Linked DNA regions of Homo sapiens: region 2 is linked to region 1. The links are chromatin contacts, found by Hi-C or POLR2A ChIA-PET in ENCODE. All regions are on one chromosome and are shown on one strand. Each heading gives the region's core, a stretch centred on a gene start or an enhancer-like site at or near the end of the contact. The rest is flanking DNA. Distances are from core to core; before and after follow the strand shown. Region 1 has its middle 150 kb from the start of SLC38A4. Region 2 overlaps SLC38A4-AS1 (SLC38A4 antisense RNA 1).

Evidence for each region. A loop is a pair of places that touch in the nucleus more often than their neighbours do. ChIA-PET counts read pairs that join two places held with the same protein, here RNA polymerase II (POLR2A). Pooled maps may share reads with other maps.
Region 2: a loop to region 1 is called in a pooled map, with 2.7 times the contacts of the local background. The contact joins two enhancer-like sites. A Hi-C loop is called at or near these places in 15 of 168 maps with a recorded cell type or tissue (Calu3, GM12878, HCT116 and 9 more), 13 of 37 single-sample maps with no recorded cell type and 27 of 50 pooled maps. POLR2A ChIA-PET finds 5 or more read pairs at or near these places in 2 of 52 experiments (H1 and endothelial cell of umbilical vein).

Annotation. Positions count from the first base shown.
Region 1 is chr12:46,671,955-46,677,780 of GRCh38, forward strand. No RefSeq gene overlaps it. Among named protein-coding and RNA genes, the nearest start is that of SLC38A4, 150 kb to the right of the region's middle. Within about 2 kb of position 2,342, at least 3 of the 41 ENCODE cell types and tissues checked have a DNase peak (open chromatin) inside an H3K27ac peak, as active enhancers do; they include PC-3, where a contact is called at or near this core.
Region 2 is chr12:46,469,838-46,475,280 of GRCh38, forward strand. SLC38A4-AS1 (SLC38A4 antisense RNA 1) reads left to right here. Exons shown (of 4, transcript NR_125380.1): 3 at 316-425. All of the region lies in intron 1 of LOC124902923 (a long non-coding RNA gene), which reads right to left. Among named protein-coding and RNA genes, the nearest start is that of SLC38A4-AS1, 89 kb to the left of the region's middle. RefSeq lists a silencer at 621-670 and an enhancer at 3,986-4,185. Within about 2 kb of position 3,919, at least 34 of the 41 ENCODE cell types and tissues checked have a DNase peak (open chromatin) inside an H3K27ac peak, as active enhancers do; they include PC-3, where a contact is called at or near this core.

The sequences.
Region 1 (5,826 bases), core at 1,092-3,591:
TTTCCCCTTAGCTCTCATAGTTTTTGAAATCCAAAGTTTGAAACCGTTTGTCTAGAACAATTTAAAGAGCATGTAATTAAATATAAAATAATTTGTGCCTTGAGAATTGGAGCTATTCTGAAGCAGTATGAAAGAGTGGTAGAGAATAGGAACTTTGAACCGTGTGGCCTCTAGCAGTCACTTAACCATTCCAAGAATCATTTTACTCCCTTGTAGAACAGGGCTAATAAGTAGGTACCTTTTAGGTCTATTATAAGGTCATATGTTATAAGATACTTAGCATAATATTGTACATATAGTAAGTACCTGATATGGCTTGGCTCTGTCTCCACCCAAATCTCAACTTGAATTGTATCTCCCAGAATTTCCATGTGTTGTGGGAGGGACCTGGGGGAGGTAATTGAATCACGGGGACCGGTCTTTCCCGTGTTATTCTCGAGACAGTGAATAAGTCTCACGAGATCTGATGGGTTTATCAGGGGTTTCCACTTTTGCTTCTTCCTCATTTTCTCTTGCTGCTGCCATGTAAGAAGTGCCTTTCACCTCCCAATATGATTCTGAGGCCTCCCAGGCCATGTGGAACTGCAGGTCCAATTAAACCTCTTTTTCTTCCCAGTCTCGGGTGTGTCTTTATCAGCAGCATGAAAACAGACTAATACAGTACTCAATAAATATTAGCTATTTTCATTACTAGTATTTTGATATTTTTCTCTGAATATATTTTGTTCTTAAAATGTTTTCTGTTCTTGATTTAATTTTTAAAACTTTTTGAATTGAAGTATAACATATATATTTAAAAATGCAGAAATCAAAGTGTATTACTTAATATTTAAAACAAATCAAACATATCCATGTAACGACCTAGGTCAAGAAATAGAATATTACCAGCATCTCAAGAATCTCCCATACAGACACATACAAGCACCCTACCAATGAAAAGTATCCATTATATATAATTCTCCTCAAAGGTATCCTTATTTCTAACACCATAGATTATTTTTCTGTTTTTGAAATTTTTATAAATAGAAGTATACAATATATAATATGTAATTTTTTTTGGTCTGGAATCCATTGCCTGAAATCGTATTTTTAAGAGTCAAGTGTGTTGGTGTGACATGTTTGGCTCTGTGTACCCACCCAAATCTCATCTCAAACTGTAATCCCCATGTGTCGAGGGAGGGACCTTTAATCTCCACATGTCGAGGCAGGGAGGTGATTGGATCAATGGGGGTGGTTTTCCCCATTCTGTTCTCGTGATAGTGAATAAGTTCTCATGAGATCTGACGGTTTTATAAGTGTTTGGAAGTTTCTCCCTCACTCTTTTTTCTCTCCTGATGCCTTGTGAAGAAGGTGCCTGCTTCCTCTTCACCTCCCACCATGATTGTAAGTTTCCTGAGTCCTCCCCAGCCATGTGGAGCTGTGAGTCAATTAAACCTCTTTCCTTTATAATTTTCCCAGTCTTGGGTGTTTCTTTAAAGCACAGTGAAAATGAACTAATACAGTGCATGCAGCTACAGATTTTTCATATTAATGTATAGTATCCAATTGTGTGATTAGAACACAATTTATTTATTCATGCTAATATTGATGGATTGTTTCCAATTTCATGATATATCATCAAAATATAATCACATTATTGGTCTTTTTAAGAACCAACTTTTGGATTTGTTAATATACTACTGGCTTTATGCTAGCTAATTAAGATCTGCTTTTATCTTTATTAACTCATTTGTCCTTCTTCCTGGCAGTTTTCTTTCCTAAGTTTAAGTTGAACACTTAGTTTATTTAGCTTAATTTGGTGAAGATGCGTTTGCTTGTCCCAGATTTTTCATGAGATGAGATTTTTCATGAGATGAAGTCTCTTTTTCATGAGATGAAGTCTAAATGCGTTAGGAGGCAAAACTTGGGTGTATTTTTCTGAACACAATTAAATCGCTTTTAAATGTTAGTTTATGATGTTGTGAGTTTTTGTTTTTTTCTTTGCACTTATTTTAGTGGGAAGTTGCACTAGGCTCCATAATTGCTGTCAACCAAATCCTGTATGAAGCTGGAAGTCTGTACTATGGAAAATCTGCTAATTGTATCCATGCTCCCATCCATCCATCCATCCATCTACCCATATATCCATAATTTTATGTGAAATACACCACGAGGTGCTAGAAACATTTAGGTGAACAGATAGAAAGGTTTTCTTAAGGAAGGACAAGAGGGAGCTGCAATTAAACAGGGACTGACAGGATCAATTTGCATTTTAGAAAGGCAATTCTGATGGCAATATGGAGAACAAACTGTAATTCAGCAAATTGGAATGTAGGAGCAGCTCTTCAGAAGAATGGATGACCTTCAGGTGCTCACTGTTCATGAGGAGCTGGTGAGGTGTGGCAGTGGTGCCAGGAGGGAACATTTTTTATTATATAAAGTCTTCATGATGCAACAGATCTATTTTTTTTGGCACACGAATAAGAAACTATGCCCTTAAAGAAGATAAAGTCTCCAATTGTTTCTTTTTAAAAGTTTCTTATCCTAATGTCTAATAGGAATCATTAGAAATTAATATTTTTCTAACTAGAGGCAAGTGATAATGTCTCAAAATTTCCACAGCTGTTTCAAACGAAATCTTAGCATTAATCTATTTCTTTTTCTGTGACATTTTAAATACTAATGTAGCATTCATAACACCTTTCCAGAATCCAAATTATATTTTATAGGAAGTAAAAATGTCTTTGAGCCAGGCTATTCATCCAAAGCATTAAGAGTTTCAGCTAGATAATTAGAGACTGGTTAAAAAAAAATGTGAATATGAAGTAGCAGAGCTAATTCTAATGAACCACCTAGGACGATTAATCTTATAAGTTTAATGTTCTGTCACTTAATATTTAAAAAAAATTTTGGAAATAAAAGACACCATCACATGATGACTAATCGAAGCTGGAGCATTTGAAAGTGATTTGAGAGGGAAAGTGAGAGGTACCTCCTGGTGAATATACTAGCTTAAGGAGCAATGTGGTATTTGGGTTTCTGAACCTGCAGGTTCTACAGCCTTGTGCTTATACCGTGACTCGTGAAGGAAAGGAGGCTGACACAGGTAAAGAAAATACCAGAAGTGTCATAAAAGAGGATTTGGTAATTCAGCAAAGCTCTGAGTCAGTAACTACCACAGGTCTGGCATGGCAATTGCAGGCCATGGATTATTAAAACGGCCTTGTTTGAAATGAAATTTAAAAATGGAGGTCTTAGCCCTGGATCTCCTTTTTGTAAATAGCATTTTTAGAGAACTGACCACAATGCTTGAAAAAGGTTACAATTCATCAACCTAAGCCACCCATTTATGGTTTGGTGTTGATGCTTTTCTCTACTCACTCTCTAAGGTTAGTTAAGATGTTGTTAGATTGTTTTCTCACCTTGATTTAGAAGAGAATGATGGTCCCTGGCTGGACAGGCACAAGGATATCTCTCTAGGGTGGTGAGGGGTGAGGAATGAGGGCAGATTGGGGATGAGGGAAGTGGAGGGAGAGATGGGAGGAGGAAAATAGCATGTGGAATTAAACACATCCAAAGTTTTTGGTGTTCCTTAGATGACATTTATCAAAACAAATAAATCGTTAAATGGTATTTAGTTGAGCAAGTACAGTAACTGAAAAAAGTAAATGAAGTATGAGTCTACTATATAATCAGAGTTTTAAATTCTTATTTTACTTTTTCTTCAATATGTAGTCTTAAGAATTATATGAGAGATGAATTCTTTATAAAGAATGAATAAATTCCGGAATCAAGATAAAAGCATTGTAAAGTTATAGTTGAAAGCAAAGGGTGAATATTGGAATTTTCAAAAAAATTTCTAATGCTCCAGCAAGGGGTTTTTAATTTATTTTTTAAACCACTGAATACCAATAGCTTCCAGGAGAGGGGGATAGAGAGTCAATTGATTTGACTGAGGCTCTATTAGAAAATCCAGTTTTAAAAGTTAAACCAGCCTGGCGCCGTGGCGCATGCCTGTAATCCCAGCACTTTGGGAGGCCGAGGTGGGCGGATCGCTTGAGCCCAGGGGTTTGAGACCAGCCTGGGCAACATGGCACTACTCCATCTCTACAAAAATACAAAAAAGTGGCCAGGCGTAGTGGCGCACGCCTGTGGTCTCAGAAACTCCGGAGGCTGAGGTGGGAGGATCACATAAACTCGGAAAGTCAGGGCTGCAGTGAGCTGAGATGCCGTCACTGCACTCCAGTCCAGGCACAGAGTGAGACCCTCTCTCAAAAGAAAAAAAAAAAAAAGAAAGAAAGAAATTCTAGTCTCTCAGGGCAATATTTCAGAACAGCCCTCCTTGTATATTTGCCATACCTAGTTCTTTCTTAATTTCTTGACTTAATGGCTTTGGTAGGCATGTTTGTATAATTAATACTCTAACCCACTGAAATACATCATGATCGACTATCATTCCAGAACACTAAACAATATTAAATGTAAGGATGGTGCATGTAGCTTCACATGCACAGCTCAGTGAACACTGCTTCAATCATTCCTCCAAGCTTTTCATTATTTCAACCCGGAGTCTACATTCATCTAAGTCACTACATGCCTCTATTCAAAATCCATATTTAGTTCACAAAGTAAATATCTGTATAAGTATGAGCAATTTCAAAACCACACAAATGCCACTGTTTTATTCATTACAAGTCTTCATGAAATATTGCCCTCAGCAGAAATGAATGAATGTCTTTACCTGAAAAGGAATCAGGAAAAGGAATAGTTTCAGCATTGCCAAAAATGAGATAGAAACTTGTCTTATGACAGATAATCCTTAGATTATGAGATAAACTGCCTTCTTCATAATACTCCTGACACTTGTGACACCTTTGACTTTTTAATGTAGTTCTAATACAAAATGATATCTTAGAAGGGTGTTTCTGAAATTTAATTGTTGGTAAGAGTCAACTAGTGGAAATAACCAGTGCAAGCTCTTCGGCCACATCCTAACTAACTGAAGATGGGATCATAATAGCTGTAGTATGAACTCTGCCCACTCCTAAACTCTAGTCACGCCTGGGCGTGCCTGCCAAGCTTTGTAATGGCTTGCAGAAGCCTGTTTCTAGGAGGCTGAGGAGGTTCCTGGGAGAGAGGCAAAGAAGATAGATCCAGTCACAAATGGTAGATTGGTCTGAATAAGGACTAACTTTTTGATTTAAGATGAGAAACTAGAAGAAGGTACAATGAGTGGGCTTTTACACAGAAAGCATTGAGTGAGAGGGTACAAGCGAAAACCAAGCAAATTAGATGATGTCGCCTCTAGCGACTCAGCAAGAGCAACAGTAGCTGCCCAGTCCTGATACTTCCATCTGTCCTGGAAAATAGCCATTGGGTCCCCTCTGTTCAGGAGCCAGGCATTTGTAGGCTGGGCCACCCTGGCCCGAGGAACCTGCCAGGACTTGAAATCTATAGAAACAAAAGGCAGTTGTTTTTATACATTAAACACAATATCCAAGTCAATAATTGCTGGTTTAAAGTCTAGTGCCCCAATCAGCTGTATATTTAAGGATATTCATACAACAAATTTAGGTGACAGTTTGGTGACCCAAAGAAAGGTTTTGTTACCACATTCCAAAGGGGCCTTTTTCCAGAGGCTCTATTGAGACCAAAGGGAGAGGCAGTTTTTGTGATCTCACTGAGTGTATTGCTGCGATTTATCTCCAAGCCCAGCCCCCACAACATGAATACTTCAATACTGTTGTGAGGAGAGAACAAAGTAAAGACTGGAAGGGCTATTTCTCTAAATTTAAGACATTAGTGCAGTGGCAGCTTGGCCTGAATAGTTCTTTAACAGATTATGAC
Region 2 (5,443 bases), core at 2,669-5,168, 200 kb before region 1:
CATCCCACTTTCATGAGAAAGACCCTGCAGGTGAAATAAAGAGTGGAAGGTAAGAGCAAATTCATATTGGATTAAATAAAATCTCCTCAGGTCACTTTTGTTTCTGGGATTAGCTTTAGAGTATTCTCATTGTCTGCATTGTCTGCTATGGGCTGAATTGTGTCTCTCCAAAATTCATATGTTGAACCCCTAACCCACAATGAAACTGAATTTGGAGATAGAGCCTATAAAGTAATGATTAAGGTTAAATGAGGTTATAAAGGTGGGGTCCTGACATGAGTGCTTGAGCTCTCTCACGCTTTCTCTTACACAAAGGTCATGTGAGCACACAGCATAAAGGCAGCTGCCCACAAGCCAGGAAGAGAAGCATCATCAGAAACCGACCATACTGGCTTCCTGATCTCAGACTTTCAGCCTCCAGAATGGTGAGAAATAAATTTCTGTTGGTTAAGTCACCCAGTCTGTATTTTGTTATGGCAGCCCAAGGTGACAAATATTGTTTCTCCTTGATGGCTGTGCATTTGGAGGGAGCCTCTGTGAGCCCTGACTTTCCTCTAGGAGCAGGTTGGGTAGGAAAGTAACATCGACCAGCTGAGTGTAGTTCATACAGATGTGGACCAGACAGGGCGTGAAAGGTGGAAGGAGAGGACTGGTCCCAAAGGCCAAACACCAAGACTGAAAGGCAAGCTTAGGAGAAATCGACACTGTTAGGAGGAATTGACAAAGTAAATCTTATGACAAATTTCAAAATTAAAAAATTTAAAAACCCTAATAGAAATAAAACGTCTCATTTGGATAATGTTTTAAATCTTCTAAGTGCTTTTCTATCTGTCTTCTCATTGGATCCTCAGATTAACGTTTGAAGTTAGAGTTTATAATTATTATTTATCTAAGCTTGTCAGATGAAGAAACTAAGAGCCTAATAATTTAATTAAATGACTTGCGTAAGTTTTAACAGCTAATTTGCAACAGAGTAAATCTTATGAAAATTTCAAAATTAAAATATTGTCATAATAATGCAGAAAGTCTATTTTGGGAAGGCTGGCCAAAATTATAATGGAAATTTTTTTTATTTAAAGGGGCCCTTATTAATTTGCAAGGCTTTGCTATGGTTACCCACATGCTAAAAACTCCCACATGTCCATCCCCCTCTGACTTCGGTGAGCTCCAGGCTCATATACCCAGTGCTTATTTGAAGCTCCTCTTGTATTCCTCATAGGCATCATAAATGGAATGCAGAGTTAGCCAGGACTGAAGAACCCTCAAAAAAGGCTGTGGAAGAGTCCCCTTGCTATTGCACTTCCCCTGATTCTTCTGACCCCAACCCTGGGCATGGTCACCATGGCTCATAGACATGAGTCACTGAGTGTATAGGTGTGGATCTGAGGGATTTTGGATTGGTTTCCAAGCTTGTTTATAGATTTGACTTCATAATGGTGATTTGTGTTTATTTCAGTGCTTGAGTCAGGAGGTTTGCCTGACATCCTGAAGACCAAGGTCTTCTCTGTGGAGAACTATCTAGCACATGTGACAGCTCTGAGAGTGTTTTTAAGAACAGGTTGATGTGTATGCTCTGTATTAATTTTTTTTTATAGATTTGAGGGTGTGTAGTCATCCATGCTCTTTTTGATCTTTGGATCTTTTGCTGCATTCTTAGTTAAGTTTGTAATCTACATTAATGGCAACAGAAGGGTAAACTGACTAAGAGGGTTATTACACACTGGTTTGTATTGCCAAGGGAGGCAGCACAATCCATTTTCCTGACGGTTTTGGCACGATCCTTCCTGGCACCTCAGAGATGGGCAATGTGATGTTATATACACTCTTGTGCTTGGTTATTAATCTGGGTGTTTTGGATGAACATAAAGTAAAACATGCAGGGAACCATTAATGTATTGTATGGGGAGGTGAGGTGGTAAATCATATCTCAGCTTCTCATCCATAGTGATTCATTGGGAACATTTTTCCCCATGCTTGGTTCCATGAGCAAATGAATGAAATTTCAGTCTCATGAAGATTTCCACCCATGAGCAAAATTTTATTAATTTTTTGCCTGTTCCAAATTACAAATTAGCTTTATTATTCTTGTTACTATTCAAATAGAACACCATACAATACATTCAGTTTCTCTACTTGATCCAATTTCTTTGAAAATTTAACAAATATAATCAAATAGACTAAGCATAACAATTTTTATCAAATTCCACATGGTATTTATTTGGATTGGTGTGTGTTATTTGGTAGGTCTCTATTTACCTATTTTGGAGGAAACCATTATTTCTTCCTTTTATTTTTATATATGCAATGTCCAATTTCAGAGTCTCATTTGCCTGTGAATTGAGAGAGTTCAGTGGACTCATGGAAGACTTGGGTTCTGGCTTTCGACTGCTTTTTTGCTTCCATGCATCTCTGATATTCTTACTCCTAGTAAAGATATCCTAGTAAAGATAACCTCCCACTAAGAGTCAGCAAACAATCAGCAGAAAAGATTGAGTTTCTCCCTTTCCAAAGCCAGTTAGTCAGTCAACAAACAATTCCTAAGTGCCCACCAAGCATTGAGCTCACCCTGGAGACACTGAGGCAGACAATCGTGATTGTGCAGAATCAGTTGGAACGAGGTTATCTGGATGGTGGTAAGGGAGACAGAATGAGAGGAAACAGAGGATTTGCACATAATTGATATTTTCAGTTAGATGAAAAAAATACATTTGAAGTTTGGGATTCAGCATCCCAAATCTAGAATAAGGGACCAGGAAGGCCCCTGCGTGCTTTATGAAGATCACTGATAGATTGTTACCGTGGGGCCCATGGGAGTATCAGCAGGAGGGCAAGCCACACAAAAATAGAAAAGAGAAAAAATGTCCCCAAAGTATGTATATAATTGCAGTTTTACACTTAAAAAATTTTTTCTATATATGCAAAGAAGGTATGTTTTAAAAAAGATTGATGATTGTTAGAGCCAGAAGTGACTTTAGGAATGCTTGGATTTAGGAATTTTCTAACTTTGGTGTACATCAGAATATCTTGGGAGTTTGTAAAAATAAATACCAATGCACAGATCCTAACCTGATGGCCAAGATCTGCTTTCCTAGGTAACTCTAAAATATACTGAGGTTTGAAAACCACTTATTAGTCCAGTTTTTATTTTACAGAGAAGAAAACTGGCATCCAGAGGGGTTAATATACTCACCCACGGTCATATCAATTCCCTTCCTAGTTTAATCTCTATTGGCTGTGTGCCCAGACAAGAAAAAAATGCATCCACTTTGGGAATTGTCCAGAGATAATTTTTTTTCCTGTCTTATGATAGAAAAGAAAGGAAATGTACAAGCAATTTGGGAAAAAATTACTACATATGTATTTGTGAGTATAGTTGCTAGACATATAGATATATATTGCAATCAGGTAGCATAGATTCAAGTTGCCCTGAATATACACTCCCCTTAGATATCTTTTATGGCTATAAAATTTTATGATAGATGAAACTATTAATAGATATTTTCTATTTTCTCATTTTTGCCTACAATTAAGAAAAAGATATTTATTTTTCGAACTATCCACGCCAGGGATTATACGGTGTTAGGCATAGTTAACTGAATTTCATCATCACCCCTAATATAGGTAAGTATGCCAGGCTTATTGTTTTAGATGAGGAAACAAAGAGAAGTGTCATACTTATCACATTAAAATATTAATAAATTTATTAGAATTATAATGGAAATGGAAAGTTCCTGACACTCTTGTTAGTGCTGGGCCTACAACCTCAGTTTTCATAAAAGATCTAGAGTTCAAGGTACCAAATTTTATCAAAATAAGTTTGGGTTTAAGTTCACCAACTCGCCTGTGGCCTACTCGTCCTTTCTGGCAATGATTAACACTAGTGTTTAATGCACGTTTTAAAGTGTGTTCTTTAAACTCTTTTACCAAACAGAACTTCCTTTTTATGTAATGAGTCAGCTCTCCGGGTATTTGTAGCCCGGGGAATTGCCTCTCCAGTGGTGGAGATACGGAGCCCAGCTGCCAGGGTAAACAGCCACTTCCTAATATAATTGCTCAGAAATGCTGGAGGAGAAAATGTAAGAAAAGAAATTGCTCTGTCTTGTAAACAGTCAACTGTGTTTTACAATAGCGTACCAGCACTCCAAATCATTCATCAACTTGAGTAACATGGCTGGATTTCACTGTTAGGTTTACTTGGTAGTCACATTAATCCTTCTCTTCTACATAATGTGCCAGATTTCTTTGATGACAAACAGTACACCAAGGGTCTAAATATGGTTTTAGGAGCAAGCTTTTAACCAGACTCAAACTTATCTCAGAGGCCATTTTCGCTTTCTCTCTTCTTGAGTGGGGCCAGAGCTCAAGTTTGACTCAGGACCATTTAGGGACTTTTTTCTTTATTTTAATTTTTCTAATGATATCATTACAAATTATTTTTTAAAATAGCAGTTAATTAAGATGGGAACTAAGCCAGAATCACATAATCATGGCCTGCAAAGAAGCTCCTAGGTTCATACATCAGTGATTTGAATTGTTCTGTTCCTCTCCGCAGGAGCAATGGTGCTGTTACCACTGTATGTGTGCTTTCTGTGCACACAAGAATGTTAAGCGTTCATCCAGAATTCATATTTATTTATTTATTTTTTCTTTTTTGAGACGGAGTCTGGCTCTGTCGCCCAGGCTGGAGTGCCATGGCTTGATCTTGGCTCACTGCAACCTCCACCTCCTGGGTTCCAGCGATCCTCTTGCCTCAAACTCCCGAGTAGCTGGGACTATAGGCATGAGGCACCATGCCTAGCTAAGTTTTGTATTTTTAGTAGAGACAAGGCTTCACCATGTTGGCCAGGCTTGTCTTGAACTCCTGACCTCAGGGGATCTGCCCGACTCGGCCTTCCAAAGTGCTGAGATTACAGACGTGAGCCACTGTGCCCAGCCCAGAATTCATATTTAGAGAAAAACTTTCGGAGGTGATTTCAACTGATCATTGATCAGTCTTCCCACAGTTGTATACTGTTAAGTGAGCTTTATGTGTATGTGAGTTGGCGGTATCTTCATTTAATTTGCTGGATATTGATATTTTTAACTTGTTAGCAGCTGTTAAAAAATTCAAAATGTGCACATACAATATGTTGAATACAAATATCCTTCTTTCTTTTATTTTCCAGCCATCTTATTCCTTTCCCAATCACTGTTACTCGTTTCTTATATATACTTATAGGGGTATGTTGCATATTTACAATCATATGCATATATAAGGATATGTGTATATATTTTTTAATACAGGTGATCGCATACTCTATACACTGTTCTGAACCATACTATTTTCCCCTTAACCATGTCTTGGAGATCTTCCCATCTCAATATTTAATAATATTGTCTTAATCTTCCACCATGGGACATTTAGTTATGTTTAATCTTTTGCTATTACAAAGATGCATTTTCA